Regions from separate parts of the Homo sapiens genome. Here region 2 is linked to region 1. Evidence: read pairs that join two places in POLR2A ChIA-PET (ENCODE). Cell type or tissue: GM12878. All regions are shown on one strand. Links, peaks and the distances in the headings refer to the core of each region. The heading gives the core; the rest is flanking DNA.

Region 1 (16,555 bases), core at 4,470-12,469:
CAGTCTTTTCAGCTTCACTGACCTCCAATCTCTCTCCTCCCTCAGCTCTGCTACATGGTGGATGCATAGTGCCTGCACTCAGAAACCTGTGGTGATCCCAAGACTGACTCTGTTCCCCTCTCTTAGAGATCCCTGTCTGCACTGCCTGTTGTCCAGTGTTGGAAACAGTTCTTTCATACATTGTGTCCAGTTTTCTTGTTACTTGAAATAGGAGGGAGGACCAGTGCCAGTAACTCTATCACGGTGGAAAAATAAATTCTCATTGTAATATATTTTAATTGGGATATAAACTGAGCTCATTTGAGGCATAAAGCTACTTTTTGCAATCCAGAAGCTTTCCAACTCAGAAAATAAAGTTTTATGTATCTGCAAAGGACACTAATACTGATTACCCCCTGGTGTTACTATAGTACTATTATCAATGTTTCCTCTTACTCACTTAGTCTAGCTCTTGATAATTTTTTCCTCACTTCTTACCCACATCTTTTTCAATAGGACCATTTCCTAGCACTCCATCCCACCTGCCTGTTTATCTGAATCTCATTCATCTATTTGTTCCAATGGAGATTTACTAAGTACCTACTAGGAGGTAGCCTAGTGTGGTGATTAATAGCTTGGAATTTGTTCCAGGCTGCCTGGGGTCCAAATTCTTACTAGCTTGTGGCCTTAGACAAAGTACTTAACCTTTCTATGCCTTAGTTAAATGGACGAAACAGTATCTCCCTCATAGAGTTGTTGTGAGGGTATTTGAAGGAGATACTTCCTGGTGGAGAGGAAGATCTATAGAATGCTTAATGCTAATACTAATAATAGTGCCAAGCACTATCATAAATATTGGACAAAAATGAATAAGATACAGGAATAAGATACAGCCCCTTCCCTCAAGGAGGTTACAACCCAGTACAGGACACACAACAAGAAGATTTTTTTTTTCCAAATATTTGATAAATATTCAGATAATCATTGTAAGAAAACATTTACTGTGCACTAAATAACATTCTCTGTCACTTAATCCTAGTGACACAGTTAGAGACTACTGTTATATCCAGGTTACAAATAACAAAACTGAGTACTTGAAGGTTTACACAATTACCCAAAGTCATTCAGCTGCTATATAGCTGGGATCTAAACCCAGGTAGCCTAATTCCAGAGAAATAGAGATTTACTGGCTCACCATAGCATAATGGTTAAAAGCATAAGCTCTGGAATCACAAAAGAAAACACCATTAATTCTCCCTACTAAGGCCAAGGAAGAGATAACATTTGGGTTACGCTTAAAGGAGGAATAAAATTTCACCATGCAGAAACAGGGAGAAGCAACCACAAAATGATGTAATTAAGGATGGGGAAATAAAATGGCAAAGTGTGTGTATTTAGGATACTGAGACTTTTTTTGATGAGGTTATAACATAAAATGTACTTGAGGAGAGAGGGAGAGGATGAAGCAGAAGTCAGTTGGGGTCATTTCTGGCACAGCCTTCATACGAGTGTAAATTCTATCCTGAATACTTTCCAAACCTTTTCACATCAGGGCATACAAAAATAAAACATTTGTACAGCATACTGCAGGAAATGAACCCACCTGTTTGCTGCTGGAGCCCACAGGTGACCAGCGCAGCCAGGATCTATTGCCCGCTCTCCCCTAAGGGCCGAGGGGATTGGATATGGGGTGTGAAATAGAGAGCTGGGATTCCAGTTTAGATGATTAAGGGATGGAGAGAGATGCCGTGACAGGAAATAGAGAATTTAGAAGGGTAAGCTGGGAAAACAGAACAAGTTTAATTCAGGATATGCTGTCAGGGGCCTGCAAGACAATTAGGAGAGAACTTTGTAATACCTTACCAGAGATCAGGAGAAAAATCCTACCATTATCTGACTCATCAACCCACACTTTCCAAAATCCTTGCTTTCTTACCTTAATTAATTATTACCCCAGTGTTGTGTTCAAGCCATATGTCCAATGTCTTTTGGATCCATGAAAAAGAAGATTGAATATTTTTTGGGAAATGTGTTTATAAATATGGGGAGAAAGTAGAAGGATTAGAAGGAGAGGGGGTGAAAATGACTTGCATTTTTAGAAAAGGTGACAAGTGCGGCTTTTGATATATCTTTATAAGAGCACAGCCTACAAAATGGTTCTAAAAAGTTAAGGGGAATAGTTTGTAGCCAAACAATTAAATTCACTGGGTATTAGGGAAGGTACAATGCAATTGTGCAACACTGGAATTTGACCAGGTCATTAGGGTCAAGTAGTTAAATGTAGAAGGTACTTCTGATTACCTAGAATATGAAAACGTCTGTTTTCCTATGCATTAAAGGAAAACTTCTAAATCACACTGTCTTTCATTTCTCTTGTCCCTTAATTCTGAATGTAACCAATGATACTTAAGTGGTACAACTGGAGGGGAGAAAAGATAATACTCCCAAAATACAGATGAGAAAATGTTTTAATTAGTGATTTTGAAGTAGTTAATGTGTGTTAACAACTGTGGTTCTATAAAAAGAAACCATGCGGAGAATATACCAACATTTAGTTTATGTTTTCACAAGTATATGCTGACTGTCTCATTATTAAGTACACAGAGCTCAAAAAAAACCAGTGCTACAGAGAGTGTACACTAACTGTTAAACATTGTAGAAGAGGTTGAGAGATACTGGCTAATGACTACCATAAAAGGAGTAGATGACTAAGAACAGAGAGGATGTGTGACTAAAAAGTCCCTCTATGGTTCTTTGAAAATTCCCTGAATAACTAGGCATGCCAAATGTGGTCTGTCATAAAATTATTTGATGCTAAACTCTGTAGTTAGACGACAAATATACGCTGTGTCCAAAGGAGAAAGTCTTTGTATAGACCATTTAATTGCAAAGTGCCAAGACAAATCAAGACCATTAATAAGTGAAAGTGTTAATCAAATTAAAGTGTGACCCAGAGTTCAAACACTCCTGGGCTAGATTGGGCTCACTCTACAGACTCATTCAATTTTTAGGGGGCATGACCACTGTGCAGCGGCCAGGCACTTTGGGCCACCACTGCTCCTTTCTACTCCTGAAAATGTACAGGAAGTATTGCTTCTCACAGATCCTTGAACACTGTAGAGTAATACTAGCTGGCACATCACAGCCTATCTCTAGTAAATCAACCTTTTCACCCCAAAGGCTTACTTACCACAGCTATACCAAAACTGCAGATATTAAAAAAAAAATCCCAGTACACATTTGGAAATGTATCATAATTCCCCTACACATACAACCGTCTCTGAATATGCTAATTGGAACAACCGATTTTCTTTAAAAATGTTACTTTTCCCTCAAGTAATAACTCCAAATTATTATAATAATGGTAATAGTTACTACTGTTACGTAAAAACATCATTTGATCCTTAAACTCATGAGGTAGGTTTCAGATGGGGAGACATATGCAAGGTCATATCCTTTAAGATCAGACTGGAAGCCAGGCACAGTGGTGTGCCCCTGAAATTCCAACTGCTCAGGAGGCTGAAGTACCAGGATCGCTTGAGCCCAGAGAGGCAACACAGTAAGATCCTGACAAGGTCTCGCTCTGGGTCCCCACACAAATCTCATCTTGAATTGTAATCCAAATTGTAATCCCCATGCACTGGGGGAGGGACCTCGTAGGAGGTGACTAGATGATGGAGGCAGTCCCCCCATGCTGTTCTCATGATAGCGAAGTGAGTCCTCACAAGATCTGATGGTTTTATAAGGGGTTTTTCCCACTTTGCTCGCACTTCTCCTTGCTGCCACCATGTGAAGAAGGACGAGTTTGCATCCCGTCCGCCATAATTGTAAGTTTCCTGAGGCCTCCTCAGCCATGCTGAACTGTGAGTCAATTAAGCCTCTTTCCTTTATAAATTACCCAGTCTCAGGTATGTCTTTATCAGCAGCGTTGAGAATGGACTAATACAGATCTCATCTCATATCAAAAAAACAAACAAACATCAGATTGAAACCCAAGTTTGTCTAACTTCAAAACCCATGTTTGTTTCACTACACTACATTGTTTCTTGATACTCTTCTGTTTGCTAAAATACATATTACAGACATTCATGGGAGAAAATATATTGAGTAACTAGTGACTCAAATGGGGAAACAGTTTTGAATGACTACAGGACTGTCTTGTAAAACACAGCAATGACTTTTTATGCCATGTGATTGAGGTTTTTTTTTTTTTTTTTTAGTTTTAGTTTTGGCTTTCCTAGTGTATGCCTGTTATGTATCCCTCTAGACATGTCTAGAATACTATATCAAATTTCACTAATATACAGTCCTTTAGTAAAATGTATACCCTCACCATGTGTGAATCCTGCATATTTAAGAATCCATATTCCACGTATACAATGAAAAATAAGCAAATCTTTACTCATCTTTAGAGCTTTCTTGCTTTTCTTTCTTTCTTTCTCTCTCTCTCTCTCTCTCTCTCTCTCTCCCTCTCTCTCTCTCTCTCTCTCTCTTTCTTTCTTTCTTTCTTTCTTTCGAGACGAAGTCTCTCTCATCCCCCAGGCTGGAGTGCAATGGCGTGATCTCAGCTCACTGCAACCTCTGCCTCCCGGGTTCAAGTGATTCTCCTGCCTCAGCCTCTCGAGTAGCTGGGATTACAGGCACCGGCCACCATGCCCGGTTAATTTTTATATTTTTTAGTAAAGACGGGGTTTCACTATGTCAGCCAGGCTGGTCTCGAACTCCTGATCTCAGGTGATTCTCTCACCTCGGCCTCCCAAAGTGCTGGGATTACAGGCTTGAGCCACCGCAGCCGGCCCCACAGCCTTCTTTAATTCAAGATAATTGATTGAAAAATAAAGAATGAAGCTTACTTTCCTTATTGGTATTTTAATAAATCCTTACTGGTATTTTAATAATCCCATGTACAATGAAGAACAGATTTTATAAAAAGTTTAATTTTCTGAAATGATAAATTGTAAAATGGCACTTTGTTCCCCTAAAAGAATACAGTCAAATATTAAAAATATATACCATAATCACAGGGGATATTTATTTCTCTTGTTGCATCTATTCCCCTTCTTTCACAACCTCACCATTCTTTTCTTTGAGAACCACCTCTCCCTTTTTTCTCAGTCTGGATGACTTAATTCTCGGCACCAGGGATGGGCACATGGCCTAGGCCTGGCCAGTCAGTGCATTTCATCCCCTTTGCCACAGTGGTTGGTTCACAGGTGCATACATATCCCAAGACAGGCCAATGAGATTCCACACCAAGATTTCCACACAAAATATTGGGAAGTGCCTTCTTTCTTTCTGGGATGCTAAAATGGTAAGACTATGGATTCTTGCTGTCTTTACTACCACATGGGAACAATGCATGTAAGAATGAAGACACTACAGGGGAAACCAATGAAGAAAAGTGGGAAAACAACATATTCCTGATATTATTTGAGCGGCAGCAAGTTCAGGGATGGGGAAGGTTGGTCTCACCAGCCTATCCCTGCTATGTGGCCTTACTGTGATGCAGGGCACCCAGCTCCCTTAACACCTTATTTCTAGTCTTCCTGCCAATGCTAGGAGCACCGGATACCATTTTTGTTTTTGTTTTTTTAAATAGACCACAATCAGTTTCTGTTTTTGTTTGTTTGTTTGTTTGTTTGTTTTTTGAGACGGAGTCTCGCTCCTCTTTTGCCCAGGCCGAAGTGCAGTGGCGCTATCTCGGCTCATGCAAGCTCCGCCTCCCGGATTCACGCCATTCTCCTGCCTCAGCCTCCCGAGTAGCTGGGACTACAGGCACCCGCCACCGTGCCCGGCTAATTTTTTTTGTATTTTTAGTAGAGACGGGGTTGCACCGTGTTAGCCAGATGGACTCGATCTCCTGACCTCGTGATCCGCCCGCCTTGGCCTCCGAAAGTGCTGGGATTACAAGCGTGAGCCACCGCGCCCGGCCCAGTTTCTGTTTTTACAACCAAGAACCCTGGCTACTCCAATGAGTGAACACTTTTATAATTTTAGGGTGGAGAAAGCCTGCCTAGAAAGATACATCTGACTACATAACAATCAGACGTTGGGGGACAAACTGGCAACATCATAAAATATTGTAATGTACGTTCTGCTAGACTCAGCAAGCCCATACCTACAAATGTACCCCATGGAGAAAAATGAAAAAAATGTGAGAAAATGTTAGGTTTAAATGATGTTCCCAGCAGCACAATGCCTACAAGAGTACAATGAAAAACAAGACAGATGCCTGGAAATACTGGTTTGTTGAATAAATTATTATACATTCACATTGGAATACTATGCTGCCATTTAAAAAGACAGTCTATACTGACATGGAAAGATCCCCATGACTCAAAGTAACAGAAAGCAAAACAGCATCTATAGTATGATTTTATTTATATAAAGTTATCTATCTCTCTCTCTATATATATATACCCTGGGGGAGGGTGGGGTCTAGAAGCTCATTCATTAAAATGATGCCAGTTGATTCTGGGTGGAGGGCTTGCGGGAGGGGGGTTATGCCTTTATGGTTTGAATCTCTTGCACAAACGTATCTTTATAATCACACAAAATCATAATGCAAACCACACACATGCACATACATAAAATCAGTATAATTTCCAAAGGAATTAAATTTACTCTGGAGTCGGTTAAGACATAAGAGAATTTTAATCTTTTCATATGGCAATGTAAGCCTAAAAATTTATAAAATTGACCTAATAGGAATAACTCCCCTCTCTTTTCATTCTAGAGATATAAGACCTAAGGGAAAGGCCTAGGCTAGACCAGCAACCAACTGAAGCATCCTGAGGAAATAATTTGTTTTATCTTCGGAATAAATGAACGATGCTCTTCGGAACCTTCCCCATCCCTGAACTTGCTACCGCTCAAATAATGGTATCTTGTAAATAATGCTCTTCTGAATTTGCACAAAAAGCAAAGGTATATGAGGAACTATGAGGGAACAAATGAAGGCCATAAAGACTTGTTCAGATGGTTGTTGTGTCAATTTTGACCAGTCAGAAAAACTACTTGAGAAAGCATCCAAAACGCAAGGGAATTATTTTGTCCAAAACCACCCAGTATCTCTTCTTTGCTACAAACTCAAACATACCCACTGCTTATCCCCAAATCCTCAGACATAGAATCAATTTGAAGAGTAGTAAGTAAAATACTTGGCATGTATTATCAAAGGCAAGATTGATAACAAGAAGAGGTAATGTAACACAACCTGTCAGTCTACTACACTAAATAGTACAACCAGCACATCTCAAAGTCTTGTTTCAATGGCCCATAATATTCTGAAGTATTTAAATTCTCAAGAATTCTACCTTTGAAACAGAAACCTCTCTACAGGGTAGCATAACTAGTACAATAAACCCAAGTTAATTTTGTAAATTTGCCCTACTTCTTTAAAAATTAAGATATATGAGAATTCAAGGATGTTAAACTCTAACTCAGAATTTATGTATTCAAGTACAGGCAGTCTAGCCTGGTGGTTAAGGCCCTGGCAGTGGCTGATATGAATACAAATCTTGGCGCTGCTGTATACTAGCTATGAAGTCTTTGGCAAGTGACTTAACCTCTCTATGCCTCAGTTTCTTCATCTATAAAAAAGGGGTAACAACAAGACCTGCTTCACAGAGGTGTAATAATTAAATAAGTTAATATATGTAAAACCCTTAGAATCTTTTCTGGCAAAAAAAATGCTCAATAAATATTAGCTACTGTATGATTATGAGGCATAAATTATTCTAATACTCTAATGCTATGGGATAGCCATAGAACTAACCAAACTAAATTTAACTTTTAAGACATCTATTATTCAACTCATCATGGTTCTGACTTTTTAAAAAAGTAGTGAATAATGAACTTTAATTCTTCAAGGCACTATTAAGCTCAGTGGTAACTAAATGTTATTCCTAAGTTTACACAGTACCATAGTCTCAAAGCACTAAGAAGCTTAATTTAATTATTTTCTGAACCAAAACTGTAGTAATTCTTTTTCAAATAGACAATTTCTAAATGTGAACATGTTTATCGTGGCTGCCAGCTTCATTCTGAAAAAGAAATCTTTACAAACATGACAGGTATACTTCAAAGAAGTGGTAATGGGAAGCTTATGCCAGTTATTACTAAAAATTTGAATGGGACTATTGCAAAATCCAAACATGAAAAGCTTCGTACTCAAAACTGACCTATCTTAGATGTATTGTTTTCCCCCCACACTATCAAAATGAAGCTTCTTTTTTCCCCCCACTTCACCATTACATTTTCACCATTTTTTTTTTTTTTTTTTTAGACCACGTCTCACTCTGTTGCCCAGGCTGGAATGCAGTGGTGTGATCTCAGCTCACTGCAACCTCCGTCTCCCAGGTTCAAATGATTCTCATGCCTCAGCCTTCCAAGCAGCTGGGACTACAGGTGCACACCACCACACCTGGCTAATTTTTGTATTTTTAGTAGAGACGGGGTTTTACCATGTTGGCCAGGCTGGTCTGGAACTGCTGACCTCAAGTGATCCACCTGCCTCGGCCTCCCAAAGTGCTGGGATTACAGGCATAAGCCACCGCACCTGGCCACCATCCTTTAACTTTAATGATGATTAACACATCATTAGACTTCATTTAATTGTCCCTTTTCAATAGGGATGCTCTTTTGAAATAAATGTCTCTCTCTCTCTCTCTTTGCAAAAAATCATGAGACCTAAAATCTGGTGAATTTATCATATCACATCACCAAAAGAGTCTGCCTTTAACACACAGAGCACCACAGGTTTTGGTAGAAACAATCTAAAAAGCTTTAATTAACTAAGAATCTACTACATCCCAATGTATTTACAATTTATCTTAGTCCAAAGACCATGATTTTGTGTCTTGATTGGTGTATTTGTTTTTTTCTGAGTTTTGAAAGAGACCCCCCACTTTGGGCAGGCTCAATTTTTTTAAAGTCATAAATAAGCCTCCCCGCCCACAGCTTTTTGCAGTAAAACATCTGAGCTTTGTCAGCAGCTCTTTCATCTGGCCCTTGATTTGAAAGGCAAGATAATATACTGGGCCACAGCCTAAGCTCCAGTAAAAGCCTGACCTTGTGATATAAGTTGTAGCCTAACATCAAATCACACTTATGCATCAGCATACACCATTACTACAACAATAATAATTTCTGACAGTATTGAGTGTTTTACCTGTATTAACTTACTTGGTCCTCACAACAAACAGATGAGGTAGCTACTATTTTCATGCTGACTTGATAGATGAAAAATTGGAGGAAAAGTGAGATTAAGTAACATAACCAAAGTTACACATATTGTGAGTGATGTTGACATGATTGAAACCCAGGTGGTCTGAGCCAGGGCCCATCCTCTTAATGACTATGTTATACTCTCTCAATTTTGGGCAAGTGAGAAATAAAAAATGCAGTGATGCGAGCTGCATCATCATGCATTTAATTTACTCAAATTCAATTATATGTGCTCAATTAAAAATGAAAACTGATTGTCAACTGATCATAGGATATTTAAAAAGAAAAAGAAAACTGAAAATTACAACTTAGTGTACACAATTCCTCATTTTATTCATCACATACCTACAAGCAGAGAGACGGGGAACTAATTCTTTTGTACCCTCAGTTAATTTCCGTACTTAAATATCCCTCATTAATGACCCAAGTACTTCTTCTTAATGAGAGTATTTAATTAAACTGAGCATGGCTTTGGTGTAAAGAGTCACATTTTTTCATATAACATTAGCTGTATACAAGTCAACTATTTCACCTGGTGCTCAAGTGAAGAATATTCTGCTGCTTCCAGGGAGAGCTGGCTCCCTGTGGAGATGGAAAGGCAGTCCCCACTTGCACCTTCCTAAGAGATTTATAAGAACAATTTTGACCAATGCCATTTTTGCCTTACATGCTAACTTCAAAATCTGTCTCAGGCCTTAGAAGCAACTCCACTACATGCATCAGCACTGTATGTGTTACATCATTAACAGTCGGTAATAGGGGCCACATAATTACAGAATGCAATTCATACTCTTCCAGGCCATCACTGTGGCCTTGCAGACTCTTCTTATATTCCTAAGAGCATCTCTTCAGTGCTTCCCCACTCTCCACAAGTCTCAGAAAGTTCCACAGCTCAAAAAGATCCAACTCGTAGCAGTTAACAATATTACCTCATAACATCGGGGCCATGCAGCATCAATTCTCTCCATGTACTTTACATTGACCACAAAACCCTGTATCCTTATCCAGCCCTTCCTGCTATAAATTGGAATCTAGTCTCATCACTTTACTGAAACTGCTCCCTCAAAAGCCACTGATGTCCTGCTTGCCAGATCCAATCACTCCTTGGTCTTCATCGGGGACTCTCTCTCTCTCTCTCTCTCTCTCTCCACCCCCCCCGCTCTTTCTGGCAGGGATTCTCAACCCTGGCTACGAATTACAAGTTTGTAGTACAAAAAAATCAACTCAAGATGGATTAAAGACCTATATGTAACACCTGAAACTATAAAAGCCCTGGAAGATAACTTGGGATATACCATTTTGGACATAGGAACTGGCAAAGAATTCATGATGAAAATGCCAAAAGCAATTGCAATGAAAGCAAAAGTCAATAAATGGGACCTAATTAAACTAAAGAACTCCTGCACAGCAAAATAAACTATCAACAGAGTAGAAGCAACCTACAGAATGGGAGATAATATTTGCAAATGATACATCTGACAAAGGTCTGATACCCAGAATCTACAAGGAACTTAAGGGAACGTACAAGCAAAAAAAAAACCCATTAAAAAGTGGGCAAATAACATGAACAGACACTTTTCAAAAGACATACATGTTCCAACAAGCATATGAAAAAATGCTCAATATCACTAGTCATTAGAGAAATGCAAATCAAAACCACGATGAGATATCATCTCACACCAGTCAGAATGGCTATTATAAAAAAGTAAAAACAAACGAAAAAGCAGATGCTGGTGAGGTTACAGAGAAAGGGGAATGCTTATACACTGCTGGTGGGAGTGTAAATTAGTTCAGTCATTGTGGAAAGCAGTGTGGAGATTCCTCAAAGAACTAAAAACAGAACTACCATTTGACCCAGCAATCCCACTAATGGGTATATACCCAAAGGAATATAAATCATTTTACCATAAAGACACATGCATGCGTATGCTCACTGCAGCACTATCCACAATATCAAAGAAATGAAATCAAACTAAATGCCCATGCACAGTAGACTGGATAAAGAAAATGTGCTATATATACATGATGGAATACCATGCAGCCATAAAAAAGAAATACCATGCAGTCATTAAAAAAAATGGCCTCCAGTTCCATGGAGGTCATTATCCTTAGCAAACGAACACAGGAACAGAAAACCAAATACTGCATGTTCTCACTTATAAGTGGGAACTAAATAATGAGAAGACATGGACAGAAATAGGAGAACAAGAGACACTGGGGCCTACTTGAGGGAGCAGGTTTGGAGGAGAAGAGGTTCAGAAAAAAATAAAAACCTATTGGGTACTATGCTTAGTACTGGAGTGATGAAATAACATGTATACTAAGCCCCCAAGTCACAAGTTTACCTATATTACAAACCTGCACATGTACCCCTGAACCTAAAATAAAAGTTAAAATATTTTTTAAAAAGAAGTTTGCAGTACAAAGAAAAATAGTGATGCCAGGGCCCCACCCACAGATTCCAATTTAATTGGTCTTGGATTGGCAGAGGCATGGGTATTTGCTTAAAGATCCCCAAGTGATTCCAACATGAGCCAAGGTCAAGAATCACTACTTTACAAAAGTGACCCCACTCATTAACTCACCCCTTCTACTTGAACCTTTCTCTCCTCCCAACATCCTCCCTTAAGTAGGCCCCAGTGTCTCCTGTTCTCCTCTTTCTGTTCATGTCTTCTCATTATTTAGCTCCCACTTATAAGTGAGAACATGCAGTATTTGGTTTTCTGTTCCTGTGTTAGTTTGCTAAGGATAATGACCTTATCTTGGTTGCCATGATATCATATTTGCCGGGTATTTCTATTTCTCCTGCTGTTCCCCTTCAGCTTTCTCCTACTGTTGCTCCTTATCTGGAGTTTCTTTCTCTGATTCCCTTTGCCCTGCCAATTGTTCATTTTCTATTCAACCATTAACTTAAATTTTCTAACAGTCCCAAATCTCCATATCTAATCTTAAACTCAAGCCTCAGCTCCAAACCCTCACCTCACATAGATGTTATCTCTCTGGAATTCAAATTCCATATGTCCAAAATTATCGTACTGTGTTAATTGCCTCTCTCTCCCTTTTCCACAGTAGCTATTTCAAACTTTCTGCATTTTCCTCAGACTCCTCATTCTCCTCATTCTGCTGCTTTGTTTGCAGCAGAAAACTCTGCTCCTACTTCACAGAGAAAATAGAAGCCATTAGCCTCTCTTAACTTGATCCCAACCCAATGCAGTCACCTACACATGCACTTTCTCTGCACCCAACCCATCTGGGGCTTTTGTTTTCAGCCTCACTGGAGATCAGGATCTATCAATTATTTCCCTTCTCTCTTCTGGATCCTTCCCATCAATATCTAAACATGTCGATGTCCTTCCCCATTTTCAAAAAAGAAACTCAGAAAACTGTTCAACTCCACATATTCTCCTAAATACCACCATCTTTCTTTTCTTTGCAGTGAAAATTCCTAACAAGCTGTCTCCATCCACTTTTTCCCCTTCTCAGTCTCTTTTGGAGGCCCCTCTCCCTCAGGTATTCCTCACGATGCTGTCCTCACTTGTTCGCTTATATGCTCTTCCTGTACACTCTCATCTGCTCCCATGATGTCAACTGTGAGCTATGTCCTGATGCCTCTTAAGTTTATCTCCAGCCAGATCTTTGATGACATTCAGATTTACAACGTCAAATGCCTAACTCTACTTCTCTTCTGAGATGTCTTATGGGTATTTTAAATTCAACATGTCCAAAACAGAACTCATTCTCTTCTCCATGCCTCTCCTGAAACCTGGTCCAATTTCTCTCTCACTGAAAGTCATCATCATCATCCATCCAGTCTCCCAACTCAGAAACTGGGGCACAATCCTTCTCTCCTCCTCTTTCCAAGCCCACCACATTGCAAGCACCAAGGTCTGCCCATTCCACCCCAACCACCCCAACTGCTTCATTTCAGTTCAGGCGGAGATGCTCTCTTGCTTGAATTTCACTGGAACAGAACTCCAGCTAGCCAGCGCAATCCCTCTACAAATGTGGATCTGATCATGTCACTCAGCTGCTGGGGATGAATAAGACACTTAATAAAAGTCCAAACTCTTCGGAAGAACACATACGGTGTTAGCCTTGCCTGCTCTTTAACATCCTCTCTCTCCACTGCCCCTACTCCTGCTCTCAGATCCCAGGAATTTCTTGGTCCAAGAGATGCACCACATATGCTCTCTCACCCGAAGGCCTTTGCAATATTCTTTTTGTCCTCTCCAATTTACTCAACTGTCCCTCCTGTTCGCTCTGATTTTATTTTATTATTTTGTTTTATTTTACTTTATTTTATTTAATTTTTTTGAGACGGAGTTTTGCTCTTGTTGCCTAGGTTGGATTGCAATGCCACGATCTCGGCTCACTGCAACCTCCACCTCCCAGGTTCAAGCAATTCTCCTGCCTCAGCCTCCTGAGTAGCTGGGATTACAGGCATGCGCCACCACACCTGGCTAATTTTGTATTTTTAGTAGAGATGGGTTTTCACCATGTTGGTCAGGCTGGTCTCGAACTCCTGACCTCAGGTAACCCACCTGCCTCGGCCTCCCAAAGTGCTGGGATTATAAGCGTGAGCCACGGCACCCAGCCTCCCTCTGATTTTAAATGCTGTATTTATCATATGTTAAATTTGGTTCTTTCTAGAGCAGGGTTTATAAGAAGAAAAAGAGAAAAAAAAAGAAAAAAATTTCGTTCTAAGTCCTTTTTTTTTTCCTGGATTCTATTCTGTTTCAGTGATCTGTTTGTCTCTTCTTGTGCTAATGCCATAATGTTTAAATTTAAGATATACTTTTATACCTGGTAGGACTATTCCTCTCAATCTTCTTCATTCAAATTATGAGGAACCTCAGACTAAGTTTATCAAATTAAAATTCCACTGGGACTTTTGGTTGGAATTACACTGAATCTACAGATCCCTTCAGGGAAAACTAACATTTTCTCTTCTAGGAATATGTTTCTCCATGAATTTAATTCTTCAATAAATATTTTTTGCAATATGTGTCTTACAGAATTATTAATTTTTTTCTTGGGTATTTTATAATTTTAATTGCTATGGTGATTGGAGTTTTATTTCTTTAAATTCATCACTGGTGACGTACCGGAGAGGTGTTGACTTCTGTATAGTTACTTTGTATCTGGCCACCTTACTGTTTTATCAGTACTCCAGGAGACTGAAAGAGTATTTGGTTCCACAGGAAAGAAGAAGACAACAGTTGAAGCAGGTTTGTAGGCAAAATAATGAAGTCCATTTAAGAAAGACTGGGTTAAAATGACAATATTATATTTAGCTGAAGATGTCATGAAAGTATACAGAAATAGAGAACTGAAGCAGAGGGGAGAGGTGTGGGCTGGACAAGATGTAGGAGTCACACGCATACAGGTAAGAGGTGAAAATACTCCTTAAGGCAATGTCATGCCAGGATTAATGAAGAAAAAATGTTTCTCTATTCTAAAATCTTCTATTAAAAATAGAGGCCAGGCGCAGTGGCTCACACCTGTAATCCCAGCACTTTGAGAAGTTGAGGCAGGAGGATCACCTAAGGTTAGGAGTTTGAGACCAGCCTGGCCAACATGGCAAAACCCCTTCTCTGCTAAAAATATAAAACTTAGCCAGGCATGGTGGCGGGAGCCTGTAATCCCAGCTACCCAGGAGGCTGAGGCAGGAGACTCGCTTGAACCTGGTAGATGGAGCTTGCAGTGGGCCAACATCACGCCACTGCATTCTGGCCTGGGACACACAGCGATATTCTGTCTCAAAAATTAAAATAAAAAAAAAAGACAGAAAATACATTTTTATATTGTGTGGTGGTTTCATATTACAGTTATGGAGTACAGACATGTAAAGTGTACTTTTCCAAAAGAATTTCAGGAGACCAAGGGTGGGGTCTCCTGACTTTAGATATGACTACTACATTACTACCATGGGATTCATGTGAAAAAAAGATTCTGACGATCAAACGTAAAGGCAGGAAACGGGTGGAGGGAAGAGGAAATGCTGAACTACAAGGTCATGGTCAGGAAACCAATTTGGCAAGGTATGTGGAAAACCAAGGCATATAGAATCAAATACCACATACAGTAGTGCGCAGCCCAAAGCCAGCTTTGTTTTCAGTAGCAGGACTCAAATGGCAGAGTGAAGGCCAGCGCCTGCCGTTGACAGTGGGAACCTCCTCAAAATTCCCTGTTGAGCTAATTTTCTTTTAGTCACTCTTACTGCTAAGACAGGCTTTTTAATGGATCCCAGACAAAAAGCTGTCTAGGTCCTAAGAAACGCATTAGTAATAAATGCCTATTGTTGGTAGCTAGCAATGTATACAAAATCTCCTTTTCATTCATTTCCATTATTTGTTAAATAAGTCAAAGAACAATATTTGTAAATCACAAAATAAAAGAAAATTAAGATATAGTATGTACAGTTAGATCCTAATTTTATGAAAGGTGTGTGTGTTCATTGAAAAAACAAGAAGGACATTTATCAAAATGTTAAAAGTGAGTATCAGTAAGGAGTAAAATGCAGGAGTTTTGATTTTTTAATGTATTCTTTTCTGCATTTTTACATAGTTTTCCACAATGAATATATATTGATGTGGTACTAAGGAAAAATACAAGTGTTATAAAAAACATAAATCAAAATTGTAATATCAAAGGAAAATAATCGCAACTGTAATGCAGAATTTTAGACGACTCAGGAAGATAGGAATCCTGATTAAATCTCCAAATTTTCAGAATATGAGTAATAAAATACAGGAAGATGTACACCTAAATTTCTCCTTTGGAGAAAGCCGGAATAAAACAGTCTTTTAAGGACTAAGTGTGAAATCCACAAAAGTAAGGGTAACAGCATGAAAAGGGAAGGTAACTGACACTCTCATGATGCAGAGAGAATAAAGAAGAGGTCGGAGAAGACAAGTAGCTCAGAAACGACCCCTTAAAAACAGCATACTTTTTGGGAAATGAATCCAGCATCTCTCTCAAATGATAAGGTCTACAGAGTTAACAGTGTCTTCTCCATATGAAGTGATTGCTAGGTGCTATAGGGGATATAAAGAATTACTCACAGCCTTATGGGAGCTAGTGTTAATAGGGGTGGAAGTAGGGAAAGAAAGTAAGTCAATAGTAATGCATTATAATAATGAGAAGTAGCACAGCATGGCAGGTAAGAGTGGGCTCTAGAGTCTGAAGCTTTTCAGCTGCGTGACCTCGAGCAAGTCACTTAACTTCTCTGTCTTAGATTCTTCACCTGTAAAATAATAGCAGTATTACCTCATAGGGTTGAAGGGAAGGGCTGGTGAAAACATGAAGAGCTTAGGACAGTCCCTGGCATATATTAAAACACTTGCTG
Region 2 (16,555 bases), core at 3,880-11,879, 110 kb before region 1:
GAGAGAACAGGTTGCCAACTTTGTATTTTCTGTTTTGAGAAATGTCATTTGAAAATGGTAAAAAAATACAAATGCCCGCAAGTCTTAAAATACTGTAAAATGTCCCAACGAGTGATTCTCAATCGTACAGAGCAGAGACAGGCTGGTAGCATAATTTCAGAAAGCATTTTTAGTATCTTATTTTTAGGTTTTCTTTCATTTTTCTCTTGAATAAAGTAAACTGCAAAAAATAAAGCTCAGCAAAATCTTCTTGGCTATTGCCAATAAGCAGAAGATAAAGTGAAAAGGCATTTTGATAGACTATAGGGTAAGAAGGAGTTAAACAGTGGTCAAGGTAGAAGAAATTTGACATGGACCAAACAATATCCAGTACTCTTTACTAAGTGCCTTTGAGTGTCTCAGGGAATTTATATGTGCTCTTCTCTTTTGGAACACAAGTTGTGAAAGTGACTTCTCACTTTGAGTTTTTTAAAGAAGTGCAAGTTCTTAGTTTTAAAATAGTTCCATCTTCTTGCCTAACTTTCCTAATATGGAGGAAAATTACTTCCTATTCTAAATCACTACTAATTAGTGACAGCTAGTTAGTAGCCATAGACCTGTAACTGAAGTTTATGCAGGTCAAAGAAATTTTATTCTTTTTTAGGCCTTTTTATTGAGATAAAAATTTATAATTCATTCAGGTGTTCAATTCACTGGTTTTTAGTATATTCACAAGGTTGTGCAACCATCATCACTATCTAATTCCAAAACATTTTTATCACCCCAAAAAGAAACCCTGTACCCATTAGCAGTCACTCCTTATCCCTCTCGTTCCCCAGGCCCTGGCAACTACTAATCTGCTTTCTGTCTCTACAGATTTGTCTTTTCTGGTTATTTCATATAGATGGAATTCTATAGTCTGCAGCCTTTTGTGTCTCGGTTTTGCTTAGCATTCTGTTCTCAAGTTCATTCATGTTGTAGTATGTATCCGTATTTGTTTTTTGGCTGCATAATATTTCATTGGAAATAGCACATTTTGCTTTTCCATTAATCAGTTGATAATTGGGTTGTTTTCACTTTTTGACTATTATGAGTAGTGTTGCTGCTGTGAACACTTGTGTATACGTTTTTGTGTGGACAGATGTTTCCAACTCTGTTAGGAGTGGAATTTCTGGGTCTTATAGGAACTCTAACTTCTTTGGGGAACTGCCAAACTTTTCCAAAGTGATGGCACCATTTTACATTCCCACCAGTAATATACATTCCAAGTTCTCCACATTCTTACCAACACTTGTTATTGGTCTTTTTGGTTATAGCCATCCCAGTGGGTTTGAAGTGATATCTCATTGACATTTTTGTTTGCATTTCCCTGATAGCTAATCATGTTGAGCATCTTTTCATGTGTTTATCGACTATTTGTATATCTTCTGTGGAGAAATATCTGTTCAGATCCTTTGCCTTTTTTGTTTTTGTTTTAGTAGAGACAAGGTCTCAGTATGTTGCCCCAGGCCGGTCTTGAACTCTTGAGCTCAAGCGATCTCCCTCCTCAGCCTCCCAAAGTATTGAGATTACAGGCATGAGCCACTGTGCCCAGCCATTTGCCTATATTTTAATTGGATAATTTGTCTTTTTATTGTTAGGTTGTAAGATTTTTAAGTATATTCTGGATACTAAGCCTTTATCAGAGAAATGATTTGAAGATATCTTTTCCAATTCTGCAGGTTGTCTTTTCATTATCTTGATAGTATTCTTTGACACACAAAAGCTTTTAATTTTGATAAGATCTAATTTTTCTTGTGATTTAGGTATCATATCTAAGAAATCATTGCCCAATTCATGGTCACAAAGATTTATACCTAGATTTTCTCCTAAGAGTTTTATAATTTCAACTCTTACATTTAGGTCTTTAATCCATTTTGAATTAATTTCTGTATATGGTATGAGGTAGGAGTCCACATTCATTCTTGTGCAGGTGGATATCCAGTTGTCTGAAAACTGTTGAAATGATTTCCCCCACTGAAAGGTTTTGGCACATTTGTCAAAAACAAAAATTAAAAAACAATTGATCATGTTTTTTTCCTGGACTCTCAATTATATTCTCAATTATATTCCATTGATAAAAAGGATAAATCTTCACTAGAGAGGAATAGATCAAAATTAGGTCACTGCCTTTGAGAAATGATCATGATATAACTTTTTATTTTCAAATTCTCCTTAAGTGTTTGCTTCTTCCCATATTCTAAGAAGACTAGCTCACACCCATGCACAATGACCACAGATAAATGCACAAACTATGAACTGTGTAAACTTTTTATTTTAAAATATAATTTCATATTGCCTCTGAAATAAGGCAATTGTTTAAAACCCTAGAATAATCTTTACCAACTGTTTCTTAGGTAAAAACTTATTTTTTGCTGTCTGTTCCTACACCCAAACTGCACTCCACAAATGGGAAAGTCCATTTAGGTGCGCATTTATTCACTGTTGTTTTAAATAACCATTTATCATTATAGAAGTAGTAAAGTATATTTTTAGAAAGTTAGGAAATCCGGACCAAAAAAAATTAAAAATGAAAGTATCACATTCTTACCATTCAGGATCACTATAATTCCTTAGTGTAATTCTTTCAGATCTTTTCCTATGCAAATACATATATGGGGGGGGGGGGGGGGTTTCCACCAAAAATGAGATTTTAGAGGTCATAGTGAATTGACCTCTAAAATTGACCTAGTCTTAGTCAGTGATCTCTGTCCATTTCAGTGAGTTTTCATTTCATCTACTTAGGCTATATTCAGATTTCTCCAACTATCCTTTCTCAGCTTTGTACAAACCAGTATTCAATTGAAGACTATTGTACCTGGCTGTTGGGGCTCTTAAGTCCCTTTTAACCTAGCATATCTCCTCATTCCTTCTGTTTTCTTATTAACAGTAGCTTATATAAAGATTAGTATAGGTGTCCTACAGAATGTCCTAAAAGCTCTGGATTTGTCTGTTTGCTTCCTTCAAGTAATATTTGCTGTGTTCTCTATCTCCCTATTTTCCTGTAAATTGGAAATTATATCTAAAGGCTTGCTGAATTCAGGGTAAATATTTTGGCTAGAATGCATCCTAGGTGTTATATCACATCAGAAGATCCATACATCTGGTTGACTCCATTGTTAGTGGTGCTGAGATTGACGATTGGTGAGAAACTGACCTTTTCCATTATACAGTTCCAGGTTTTCACTTGTCATGTATCTGGTTTTACTTTGGAATGATGCAGATATCCAGTTCCCCATCAAACGTCCACATAATAGTTTTGCCACTATTTAAGTGCAATTAAAAATGTAGATTTTCATCAGAAAAAAATGTTGGATTGCTATTCCATTCTTCTAAGAACCTAGTACTGAATGCAGTATTTGGTTCATCTGCTATATGCCTGATGCTTTTTCCCTTTTGAAAAACTTTAGTCCTAAAAGTCGTTGGATTTTTCATTCATTCTATAAAATCTTTTTATTTCAGTCTGGATTCAAAGTGGTAACAGAAAAGTCCTAGGAATAAAAAAGCCTGTAGCTATCCTTCCTTTCTTGCTTTACCTCCTGGCTTCCTGCACCCCATCCAAGGAAAAAGGAAACATTTAGGTCAAAGAAATACCTTGTGTCACATCTAAGAATACCAGCTATCCTTTACCATAAAAGAGAATTATTAGGCTTTTTATAATGAACAACTTGAAATGATTTTTGGTCTAAAGCGAATAATATGTATAACTACTCCTTTAATATATTTAATATCCCAGAAAAAGTTTGAATTGCAATCATGTGCCCAATTTGAGGCTCATTTGGCATTTTCTGTGGCTCACCTGCTGAGTAGACCTGGGTCACCAGGCATTTTCTTGTCTGTGTTAGGCACCAAACTGCTAATTTCCCATATCGGGGGCCAGTGCAGCAAAATCTACTTCATCTACAGGACCCATAGGATTTGAGATTTCCCTCACCCAGAGTTCCGTCCTGCCTGTGTACGTGCATAATAACACCAGCAACCAGCCCTAGTGCTGCTGCTTTTGGACCTGCTGTCTGTATCCCAACAGGCTGAGACTGGGTCTTCTGAGCTGAGAGCTTTCTCTCCTGGAATTCCCCACTGGGGATAAAGAGAGCCTGAGGTTAAAATGACTTAGTCTTTCCCTGGGCACACTTTGTTTCAGGCTGAGGTAGTTTTAGCGGGTGGAGGGGCAGGGAAAAACCCAGTTAGGTGGAGTGTTACTAAGGCTTCAGATTTATATTTCTGTTTAGTAACATTTTAAAATTATGCCTGGGTAGATGCTTCTAGCCTAATGTAAAGGCTAGAAAGTACACGAGCTGTCTAGGTGTGCATGTGAGTATCTGTGTGTGCATGCCTAGCTTTAATGAACATAAATAGGCCGCACGTCACTCTTCATGAGATTTGGCATTTGGCACAGGAAGCATACTGCACAAAAGTATTACAAGATTCAGGAACTAGCAGAGGAAAAAATACTCAAGTCCCCACAGATTGCTAACTGTCTACCTTGAGAGTGGATTGTCTCCCATTTTACCTACAGCAAAGTCACATTAACACACTTGTCTTTTTTTCATTTGTCAGTAGGAAACCGAAAAGAGAAGAGCACCTAAGTGAAGAAGCTATCAAGGTGATCGCTGGCCTTCCTGACTTAACATTCATGCATGCCAAGGTGTTGATGTTCCCAGCCACGTTAACACCTTCCACAAGCTCTCAAGAAAAAGCAGACGGATAACTGATGTGAATTGGACAGTTTCTATTGCTTTTCCTTTTTTCCATCCCTTCCCTACCATCAAAAGCATACCTGCTCTAATTAAAAAAAAAAAAAAAAAAAATTCAAGTTCAGCTGATTTGTTGGTAAGCCGCACTAGAAAGGTATACATAGTAATGTATATTTATTTACATACTGAAGTCCTAAATTTATATTAGAAAAATGTAAATAATCGGGGGTAAACATTTTTGAAGATTTATTCTTTTTGTGTTGCTGGGGTGTATACATTTATGTCTTTGTGAAATACACTGGTGGTGTCCTTCTTACAAAACTTTTGAAATAAAAAAAAAACTCAAATCTTCACTGTCTGTGAAATCCCCTTCAGTCTTTTCAGATTGCATTGACTGTCCTCTTGATTTTTCATATTACATGTCAAATTACTTTTGCTATCATAAATAAGCTCCAAAGTCCCCCATTTAATTTTTTTTTAATTTTGTGTATGATGGGTTTCAGATCTGGCTTTTGTTAACATTTTGGGGCTTTTTTAATCTTTTCAATCTGGCGTATTGCTGTTTGACCTTTTGCAAGGTACTTAATTGCTCTTTTGTTATAGGGTATGGATCATTGTCAGAACTTGATTGGAGGGGTTTAAAGAGATTGTGTCTGTTTAAAATCAGTATGATTCAGAGAAGGACCAAATTATATGAATGTCTTACAATGGAATTTACTTGTTACTGATTTTTTTGTTCTATTGTACCACTATTTTTTGAGGATTTTGCACAGTGTAAAATGACATAATCATAGATTGCTATGGTTTAGGCTGTATATACAGTGAAAACTATGGGTTTTAAATGTTTGGGGAAATTCCTATGGAAAAAAGAGAGACATGTAGAAGAACCTCTAACAAGGTTAATGTGCATGCCCAAGGTCTTTTGAAATTTCAGTGTGTAAATTTCCTTTTAGCTTATACAAAAATAAAATAATTTAAAAGAAATTTAGCCTGGTGTCTTTGTACTTTGGTATGTGAGGAAAAATGTAATGAGTTTGAATGAGAAGTTTTGTTGAATATTAACATATTTCAATCCAGAGAAAATCTTTGGTAGGGCTTCTACTTTGTTGAAGCCAGGAAGAATTAGAATCTGGCCTATAAGAATTGGATCAGCACTTTTAGTAGCTGAGCTGTTTGTTTTTATATAGAACATGAGATCAGTAAAGAAATTCCCATGATTCATTATAATGTGTCTTCATCAGAGTATTGGCAAGGTTAAATAGGGATTTGTAGGGATTTTTTTTCTTTCCAAGAATATATAAGCGTGAAATGAAGGTAGGCAGAAAAAGTCTAAAAATTTTAGAATATTAGATATTGCTTCAGCAAAAAGTCACATGACATTGCATCAGGAACAGGCAGTCAGCTGACAGTCGGCCTCATCCACTCTGGGAATGTGCCAGTGGAACTCCTGCACCTCTGTCATTGGCAGATTCCTGTGTTGCCAGGGGATTACACTGGCCATTGGAACGCTTGCCTGAGTGTAATGTAAGTATGGCCTGGAGTGACGGAGTGACAAGATGCCTATCCAGTCCATATCCCACCATTTCCCTAACTATTAAAAAAAAAAAAAAGTTTGGTCTTTTTCAGAGAAACTTTCTTTCAAAATAATCACAAGTTTTTAGTGTCCAGCAAACCTTTTGGGTGGAAAAAGATGACTCGGAAAATTCCTTAGCAGAATTTTTCATGTTTCAGTAATTGAAACATAAAGGGCTACTTCTATAGTACATTACAACTAAATTATAATGGCAAGTTTCACCAACCTAAGTTCACAGCCCACATGTTAACTGTGTTACCAAGAGAAAATTAATCAACTTCTCTGAGCCTGAATTATCCATAAAAATGGGAGTGATCCTACCTCATGAGGTTGATGTATTAAATAATGGATGTATTTAATAAGACATTTGTCACATGAGTAAACAGTCAGTGAGCGGTAGCCAGAGCATAGCATCAGGGAACTCCGTGAAAGCTCCTGGAGTCCCAGTAGGTTCAAGAAGCAGACACAGGAGAAAGGGTCACTAAATAATAATAGAGTCACTTGGCATTTTAAAATTAAGTGGGCCTTCGTTATGAAAGTGGCTTATTTTAATGACTCAGATATTTCATCTTATAACCACTTTTAGATAAGCCAGACTTTCCTTTTGTTGTTGTATTGGTCTTTGATGATTTCATAACAGGTACATTAATATTGGATCATCATAACTTAAAGTTAATGCTTCAGTACTGAAGACCAAAAGATGGTCAGCTTTGTGCCAGACCAGATTTAAACTATACAATAGCAGTGGCTGGCAGGAAGAGCTTTGAGCACCTTCTTGGGATCTCAGCTAAGGGGCAGCCTGTCGCTTACAAGCTTGTCTTGGTCATCAGCAGCTGCACATCTGTCTTAAAGTCAACCAGGAAGTTCCTGCAGAGTTAAGAGGGGAAGAAACTAAGTAGTAGGAGCCGCAAAAGGCCAAAGCCTACACTGGGGTTCAGCAAACAGCTTTGGGTCCTCTATGTCTTAAAACCAGCTCATTCATCCCGCAGCTTCATCCCACTGGATGCCCAAGTCCCGAGAGCCAGACATAATTCCCCAGGTTAATCCAAGCCAGACTGGGAAGCATGGGAGAAAACTTTCCTAAGTTGAGTCACATCAGTACTATTTTTATGAGTCGTCTTTTTTTTTTTTTTTAATAGAGAAGCTTGTTCTTCCCTCTTCATGATTGTGTTCTTTATGTAGAATTTGTCATCTTTTCATTCCTTCATGTTTATTGAATCAGTTAGGATTAGGCTTGGCTGTGAGTAACAAAAACCCAAAATACTGCATTTCATGTAGTAAGACTCATCCTTTTGTCACATTTTAACTTCTCTGAAATTGGAATGTGTCATACAATTGGATGGGTTGTCTTTAGTTGGCAGCAGTTTCTTTTTCTTAGCGACGTACTAAGTAATGCTACCTTACAACCAATGACAGAGTAGATGAAAATGGTAATGGTGGCTTAAACAGTGGAATTTTATTTCCCTCCTGTAAAATGCTGGAAGAAAACAGTCTGGGGCTGGTAAGGGGCTTCATATGATCACCTTCTGAAGTCCTTACTAGCTTGTTCCATCATTCTCAACACATGGTTTCTACCCTCTGGTCCAAGGTGGCCGTTAAGGTTATGGCCTTCCATGCCTATATTCCAGCCATCAGGGTAGAAAGAGTGAAGAAGGGATTCTCCTTCCCATTAAGGATACTTTCATTAGGGCATACACAGTATTTCCAGTTATAATCTATTGGCCAGAACTTCATTGCAGGTTCCTATCTAGCAGCAACAGAGGCTGGGAAATACCTCTATTCTGGGTGGCCATCTAAAAGATGGGGAACCTAGTTGTAAGGAAGAAGAGATCATATAGGGCAACCAGTAGTCTGAGCCACACCTATTTTTTATTTCTCAGCTCATAAACATACTTCCTTGAGATAAACTAATGCATAGAGAAATGAATTCCAAGATCATTTTCTCAGGCTGCAATGCCTCAGGCTAGATTTATTGCCTTCTTGATGCTTTTCCAAAAGGGAAAGGATCTATAGAGGGCAGTACAGGATTTCCTGGGACCATGGAGGAACAAGTGCTAAGACAAGTCCCGGGTGGAAGTAGGGGCAGCCTGATGAGATGAACACTGAATTGGAGTGGGAGTTGTGTGTTAAATACAGCCCTGTCACTAACCAGCTGTAAGATCTTCGATAAATCCCTTTTTTAAGCACCAGGTACTTCATAAAATGAGGGATTGGAGTCTATAGAATCAAAAACTAAGGTAGGAGAAAACCTTAAAGAATAGAATTTTAGGGCTGGAAGATCAGCTGGTCCAGTGCTTTCCAACTACTCCCAGGAGCCCCGCAGCAGTGCCAGGAGGCCTTGGCACCTACAGTCAGGGTGTGTCCAATAATAACACACTGGGCTTATATATTTAGGGAGGGGAAAGGTGATTGCAGAAGATTTCATGTAATAAAAACGTTCCATTGCTACCAAAAGTTGAAAACCAAAGATGACTCAATACTCATAGCTGAAGAAATGGAAGCCTAAATAAGAAAACTGACTGGCACATCATTACATATCTATAACCAGGGGCAGGACCTGAACCCAGTTTCCCTTACTCTTGGCTTTTTTGTTTATACCCTCCTGCATCCCCACCCCACCCCCAACCCCCGTCTGAATAGCTGGCTGGCCACCTTTTGCCTGAACATTTGCAGGGACACTGAGTGGGCTCAGGACTTCACCAGGAAGTCTCCTTGCCCACCTCCAATGCACACGTACACACACACACACACACACACACACACACACACACACGCTTGGCTGGCAGCACAGATTGCTAGGACCTTGAGCGGAAACCTGGTTTCTCATAACCGGTTGCTCATTGGTTCAAGTTACCTTCTCTCAAGCTGCAGGGATGAACCTAGACTCTTCCATGAATATCTGAAGATCACTACCATGCTCCTCCTCCTACCAAACCTCCCGTGATGACATGGTTTCCAGGCCTTTCTCACACACATTATTCTTTTCTGGACATTGTCCAGTTTGCCAAAGTTCCTCTTAAAATGTGCTCCCCTGACAGAGCCAGAGGCCATCTCTTCACTGGCATGGGGCTCAGGTTTATTTCAGACCCTACTTTTAATGTAGCCTAAAATTGCATTACCGTTTATGGCAACAATATTGCCTCTTTAGCTCAGTGTGTGAACAGCCTTTTACCCCTAACTGCCGTCAAACCAGATTTTTTTTCTCTCATCTCTCATCTCCTGGTGTCACTGAGTTTTTTGAGCCTAAAAGCACGGTTTTATATCGATCCTTTTTCAGGATTTTTTGTCAGCTTTAGACCATTGTTTCAGCCCGTTCATCCCATCAAATCTTCATTGTACCATCAACACACAGACTTGCCCTCCTTCCTCTGCTCTGTCATCCACAGATTGATAAACATCCTTCATAATCCAAATCACTCACACAAAATGTTGACCAGTAAAACATCCAGTGTGCCAGGAAGACCCTGGGTGCGGCTTCTCAACCCAGTGATGCCCACATTTCTTCATCTTGCCCACCAGTCATAAAAACAGGTGAAGCCTTGCCAAATCCAATCATGTTACACCTGTGGCATCTCATGGGCCATCCTGAGCATTTCTACAGATGCTCCCCAAAACCTCACGCAGCTTGAACATTTCTGTGATGCCCAGCATGGTGGCACACACCTGTAGTCCTGGTTACTCAGAAGGCCGAGGCAGGAGGATCACTGGAGCCCAGGAGTTCGAGACCAGCCTGAGCAACACAGTGAGACTCCTTTTTTTTTTTTTTTTTTGAGACGGAGTCTCACTCTGTTGCCCAGGCTGGAGTGCAGCGGCAAGATCTTGGTTCACTGCAACCTCCACCTCCTGGGTTCAAGCAATTCTCTTGCCTCAGCCTCCAGAGTAGCTGGGGTTACAGGTGCGTGCCACCACCCCCAGCTAATTTTTGTATTTTTAGTAGCGACAGGGTTTCACCATTGTGGTCAGGCTGGTCTTGAACTCCTGACTCATGATCCGCCTGCCTCGGCCTCCCTAAGTGCTGGGATTACAGGTGTGAGCTACCGTGCCTGGCTGAGATTCCATCTTTAAAAAAAAAAAAAAAAAATCTGACTAGTTCTCCAAAAGAAGCATAAGGATGATAAAACAAGTAGAAGATCAAATGACATCTACTCAGGATGGGAGATTAAGTGAGGATGATCCATATCATCACTGGCATATAGAAAGCCCTCAGTAAACAACTTTTTATCTTCATTCATCCAGATCAGTCTTCTGTCATTGATGATGCAGATAGGAGGCTGATAGGAGGAGGATATGGTTGTCTTCTTAAAGTTGCCCTTAAGGAATCTGCTTTGTTTCAATTATCTATCATTTCAGTTATCTTTTCAGCCTGGACCATCTGTGAGAATACTGCATATCACTTTACATAATGTTATTATTTTAAATTTACCTCTTTCAAAAACTGCTCCCTTCCTTCAGTTTTCAAAAACCAGGATTTAGGGAACAAAATACTGGTCACTGTTGTTGTCAACTGTGACTTCAAAGCCTTTCGCTTGCTCACTCCCAGCTCTCCTTTTGACCAGAGCTCATGCTCCTCTCCTGCCTCACCATCCCTCCCCTGAAGGTCAGGGACTAGGGAGGGTCACGAAGACCAAAAGGGTCAAGGAGGGAAAATAAGGAGATCTTTTGTGATCTGCGCTGTGTCTACCTTAGAAGAGGGGCTGCTGTCATCTCCTACCCAGTGTTTCCGCTACAGAATCCTTGATCAAAACAGCTAATGATGATCTCAGTGGAGATCGTCATCTTTCCTCTCCCCTGAGCTCTGTGCGCCACCCCCTTTTTTATTTATTTATTTATTTATTTATTTATTTATTTTTTGAGACAGTCTCTCACTCTGTCGCCCAGGCTGGAGTTGAGTGGCACAGTCTTGACTCACTGCAACCTCCGCCTCCAGGGTTCAAGCAATTCTCCTGTGTCAGCCTCCCAAGTAGCTGGGACTACAGCTGTGTGCTACCAAGCCCAGCTAATTTTTGTACTTTTGGTTGAGATGGGGTTTCACCATGTTAGCCAGGCTGGTGTCAAACTCCTGGCCTCAAGTGATCCGCCCTCATTGGCCTCCCAAAGTGCTGGGATTACAGGCGTGAGCCACTGTGCTCAGCCCTGCACCACTATTCTGACAACCCTATGGCCGTCCCCACCTAGATGTCCCCAAGACACTCCTGCAATTAAACATGTGTACCACAAAGGCTTGTGCTCACAGCCTTCCAGCCCTCCACCCGACCCCACCATGCCCCTGGCCTTAGGATCACCCTTGCTCCATTTGCCACACTTCAGGTTCACTCTCAGCCTGCTCCCCTTCCTTACCCCTCATCCTATTGGCCTGAAATCCTGTCAGTGACACCTCCTAAGTATCCATTGCCTCTCTCTTCAAGCCTTCATCATCTTTACATGATTATTGTAACAGCCTCACACTGACCTTCCTCTGCCCGTCCCACCTCCAATTTAACCTTCCACTATGCCAATGGAATGCTCTTTTCCTGTTGAGCATCCTTCATGGTACCCCCTTACTCTCTGGACAGTCAGCTCCTTGGCAGGTTCCACAGCACTGGGATCGTCCTCTCTGCATGGAGGCTCCCACCTGGCCTACCAGCTCCTTGCTAGTTACCAAATGCCCACTGAGGGCTGGCCCACGCTCATCGTCTCTTAGGAAAAGCCTTTCTCACCAGCCAGCCAGCCTCATTTCCTCAGGGAGCCTTTCTGGGCCACCTCCACAGACAGAGCTGGCTCTCCAGCCTCTGCGATTGCTTGGCAAATCTCTGTGATCATGTAATGCTCATCATAAAACTACTTCACATTTATTAAGAGCTCTGCTGAGTGCCAAGTACTGGGCCTCACACACATTCTCTCTTAATGCTCACGGTAACCCTAAAAGGTACCTGAACTCATCTCCTGATAAGGAAACCAAGACGGGACATGATGTCACTTCCCCCAAGGTCATAGAGCCAGGAAGCAGAAAAGTCTTGAGCCCAGATCTGAAGGATCACAGAGCCTGAACACAGCCACAGAGCATCAGCCTCAGTGGGATGAGGGCTGTTATGTCACCTCTCACCTTGCTTCCTGATGATGGATTTACTTGTCTCTCTCCCTCAGGCCATGAGCTCCTTGAGAGCAGGGACTGGATCTGGCTCATGTTTGTCCTCTGTCCTCTGGCACAGTGCCTGGTGCATGGGCTGACTTTCATTTTGTTTGCTTCCTAAGCCAGTTTATGCATGAGCCCCTCAGGGGAATGTACGGGGACCCTTCCTGAATCTGTGCTTTGCTTCTGCCTGCAAACATTGTGACCCTCACCTCAAGCAATGTCCAAATTTTCCCCCAAAATATCATATTCTATCACTCACTGACTCAGTTCTCCAAGCTCTGAAGCAACCCCCCAAACCCTTCGGTTTTCATTCTGCCAAATGCTATCTGTTTCTGTTGGCTTTTGCCTCAATCCCTGCCTTGTGTAACCAGCAGGTAAGAACTGGATATGGGGTGATCCTACTCCTGGGGTACAGCTCTACAGCCCACAGCACCAGGAAGCCCCTAGTTGAAAAGTATGTACACAGCTCTGTAGGAGAGACCCCTGAACCTAGGACCCATCCTGACCATTCCTCCTAGGGTGCCCTGAGTGGATGGTTGGAGGAAATCAGTAAAGATGCCTCTCAGTTGCCGAGTGTGATACCACAGGAGCACCTGAAGGCATGCTGCCTAAGGAAACCTGCCCCACCCACTGTCAGCCTCACCGCACCCCACCCCCAACCTTTTATTTTTCTCTGTTATCCAAAGCAAGACTTCCAAGTTTGGGCTGGAGGTGGTGCAGGGAGGGTAGGTGGAGTTGCTTCTGACTTTGTAGCTCTGGGACCAGGCTTCCCAACATGGCCCAAGGACCCCCAAACCCAGCAGGATTACTGCCAAAGCAAGCCACACTGGGGGCTCTCCTTCTGTTATAAGTTCAAGTCACATAGCCTGGGCACGGTGGCTCACACCTGTAATCCCAGCACTTTGGGAGGCTGATGCAGGAAGATGGCTGAAGGCCAGGAGCTCAAGACCAGCCTGGGCAACATAGTGAGACCCTGTCTCTATAAAAATAATTTTTTTTAGGTGGAGTCTTGCTCTGTTGCCCAGGCTAGAGTGCAGTGGTGTGATCTTGGCTTACTGCAACATCCACCTCCCAGGTTCAAACGACTCTCCTGCCTCAGCCTCCCAAGTAGGTGGGACTACAGGTGTGCACCATCACATCCAGCTAATTTTTATATTTTTTAGTAGAGATGGAGTTTCACCATGTTGGCCAGGTTGGCCTTGAACCCCTGATCTCAGGTTATCCGCCCGCCTCAGCCTCCCAGAGTGCTGGGATTACAGGCATGAGCCACTGTGCTCAGCCAACAATTTTTTAAAATAAATAAATTTAAGCCACAGCTTAAAAGAGACCCTCAGCTAAATGGAGACATGTTACCAAAATCAGTATTTTTACTCAGTGGGAGGAGAGAAGTCTTGCCTAAGGACTGTCCAACTCCTCATAGAACACTTTAGTCCTAGGAAGCATCAGGGGAGTGGGGTTGCAATTTATTTCACTTTATTTCTGCTGAGTTGCCTTGGGAGTCTGAACTTTGATCTGGGTGGGAATCAGAGAATGGCACGGGTCAGTTCAAGCTCTTGTCAGATAAAATGTTCTCCCTTGGCTCAAAGAAGAGGCCTGAACTCACTTCCCGTTAACCTAATATCTGTCTCGGCACCCCTGTTCCACGGTGATCCCTTCTCCCCCACCCTATTTAATCACCTTTCCTGGCCACTGCTGTCCTGGCCATGCAGCAACAGCTACAACCCAGAAGACAGGCAGGTATTGCTTCCCTTCAGCTACTATCTTGTAACTCCCTCTTAATTTACAATCTGTTTGCTGTTTCAGATGTTTGGAAAGAAAACGCCTTAGTCAGCAGCCCTAGAAAGCCTCATTTTCAGTAAAATCTGGACACTTCTTTTCCACCCTAGGGTTGTGGTTTTTGTTTGTTTTTTTTTTTTTTTTTGGCTGGAACCTAACATCTGTGAGGCAGACAGGACCACATGGGCTCTGTGTCACCAGACACCTGTTGAAAGGATGTAGTCAGGGGTAGAAAACCTGGGCCGAGCCCACCGGTGACAGCCGGTATTTATCTAATATCAGCCTCCACTGACAGGGAAATGGACGGCAACCCAGCACTAACAGAAGAGCAAAGAGAAGAAAAGGTGATGGGTCCGAGCTGCAAATGCTCCTGGGGACCTGCTGGGAATCCCTTTCCCCACTGACTGACAAGAAACCCAAAGGTGCTTGAAGACATGATGGTTTTCCCTGCTGAAGAGGAGTGGCTGCCACCACAGTATACACCTCCGCAGGGCTGACCTCTGGGGAGAGGGTCCTTCCAGGCACATCCGTAAAGCGACACACCTGTCAATCTGCCTGAGTTTTCATGGTCTTGTGGTGTGCTTCTGAAGGATCATGAAAGAAAGGGCATGCGCGATTTTAGATAATTGTTTCAACACGGGGCTTGGTAGAAAACAAAACTCATAACTGGAACTGTGTTTTATGCATGAGGCAGCTCTGGGGCCCTGCCAGCTCATGGCTTGCCTAGGCCATACGTCCTCAAACGCACCAGCCTCAGGACATGAGGAATCCTGAGCCCTCGAGGTCACAGAAGAGGTGGCCTGTGCATCACTCCTGGAAAAGAGGCAGAAAAGTGGCAACCAGAGTTCAAATGAGGGCACCGCCACTTCTGTTGTGAGACCATAGACCAGTATGTAAAATGTGGCTAGGAATTAAAGTAAAAAATACCAAAACAGCCTGCTTAGGGGAGTTAGAGATAACTCATTGTCTTCGTCTGTTTGGACTGCTATAACAAAATACATTAGACTGGATGATTTATAAACAACAGAAATGTGTTGCTTACGGTTCTGGAAGCTGCAAAGTCCGAGATCAAGGCGCCAGCAGACTCCGCGTCTGGTAAAGGTGCACTCTCCGCTTCGCAGATGACTTCCTACAGCGTCCTCACCTGGAGGGAGAGATAAGTAAGCGCCCAGGCCCCTTTTATAGGAGCACTAATCCCACTCACAAGGGCTCTGCCCTCGTGGCCTAACACCTCCCAGGTGCCCCAACTCTTAACACCACCACATTGGGGATTTGGTTTCAACATATAAATTTTGAGGGAGACACAAACATTCAGACCAGAGCACTAAACCCTTAGCACATGAATCTCCATAGGGTATGACTGCAACATCGACAACCACTTAGCATAATGCTTGGAAATAGTCAGTGCTCAATAAATGTTAGTTATTGTTTAGGGCACCAAGATCTTAGTGAGTATCTACATTGTATACTGCCTGGGTTGGGAGCTTTTTAGGGCATTAGGGTATTTAATATGCAGCACCTGATTCAATGAACTAATTAGGGACCGTCAGGTCAGCTGTTCACTATCAAATGATTATGAGCAACCTACTCTTGACTTAATGATGAGGCTACAGAAGTAAGCCCTGTCAGGAGGCTGGGAAGGGGCTCAGTTTGGGGAGACGGCCATGTGGCCCAGAATCACCCAAAGAGACCTCAGAGGGATCTCATAGGCATGTCCATAAAAGGTGACCCTTGGCAACCTGTCCACATTTTTAATTGTCTTATGATGGGCCCATGTTTTTAATTGTCTTGCGGTGGCCTGCAAGATGGGTGGGATGTGAACACGTGCAAAGGGAGTGATCAGCCAGGGCCCATCCTGGGAAGTAAATCCCAACAAAGACTATCCATCCATCCATTCATTCAACTTCTAATAAGCACGTACTATGTGCCAGGTGCTTGTGTGTTCCATCCCAAACTCACAGAGAGTGTTCACCCTTGGGTTTGTCAAGCATCTGGTACCTGGCCAAGCCCAGGAAGGTGAGTGGTGTCCTTTAGGGTATCTCATCTTCCTCCCTCGAGCCATCCCTAACTTCAAATATCTTAGATTTTATTTACTTGTTTATTTTACTGAAATTTTTTAGAATAAATTATGGACATTCTCCCATGTCACCCACACACACCAACACCATATCCAAAATAAAGGGATGATTTTCCATATCTAACCTCACCACTGTTATCACACCTAAGACAGTTAAACATAATTTCTGACTCCCATTTGAAATGAAGTCTATATTTGAATTCCTCCAAATGTCCCTAAAATGTCTTTTCTGGTTTGCCTGTTCAAACCAGGGGTTGCTCAAGGAAAATACATCTCATTTGGTTGTATGTTTCTTTTCATCTAGA

The links. Peaks named below come from ENCODE experiments on the same cell type or tissue, not always from the same donor. Only the 100,000 strongest peaks of a DNase experiment are listed, where the experiment ranks them.
Region 2: POLR2A ChIA-PET joins it to region 1 with 5 read pairs; 3 of 35 experiments call an interaction of 5 or more read pairs at or near these places.

The regions. Positions count from the first base shown.
Region 1 is chr2:64,696,209-64,712,763 of GRCh38, forward strand. No RefSeq gene overlaps it. Among named protein-coding and RNA genes, the nearest start is that of SERTAD2, 51 kb to the left of the region's middle. RefSeq lists enhancers at 2,682-2,751, 3,829-3,888. In GM12878, for the core only: no CTCF peak of the experiment used is centred there; no DNase peak of the experiment used is centred there; H3K4me3 peaks cover 241 bases; H3K27ac peaks cover 2,115 bases.
Region 2 is chr2:64,587,310-64,603,864 of GRCh38, forward strand. AFTPH (aftiphilin) reads left to right here. Exons shown (of 10, transcript NM_203437.4): 10 at 4,579-5,696. The coding sequence ends at 4,726. It overlaps LOC105374773 (a long non-coding RNA gene), which reads right to left. Exons shown (of 7, transcript XR_007086343.1): 3 at 15,216-15,317. Among named protein-coding and RNA genes, the nearest start is that of LINC02579, 12 kb to the right of the region's middle. In GM12878, for the core only: a CTCF peak has its summit at 8,304; no DNase peak of the experiment used is centred there; H3K27ac peaks cover 845 bases.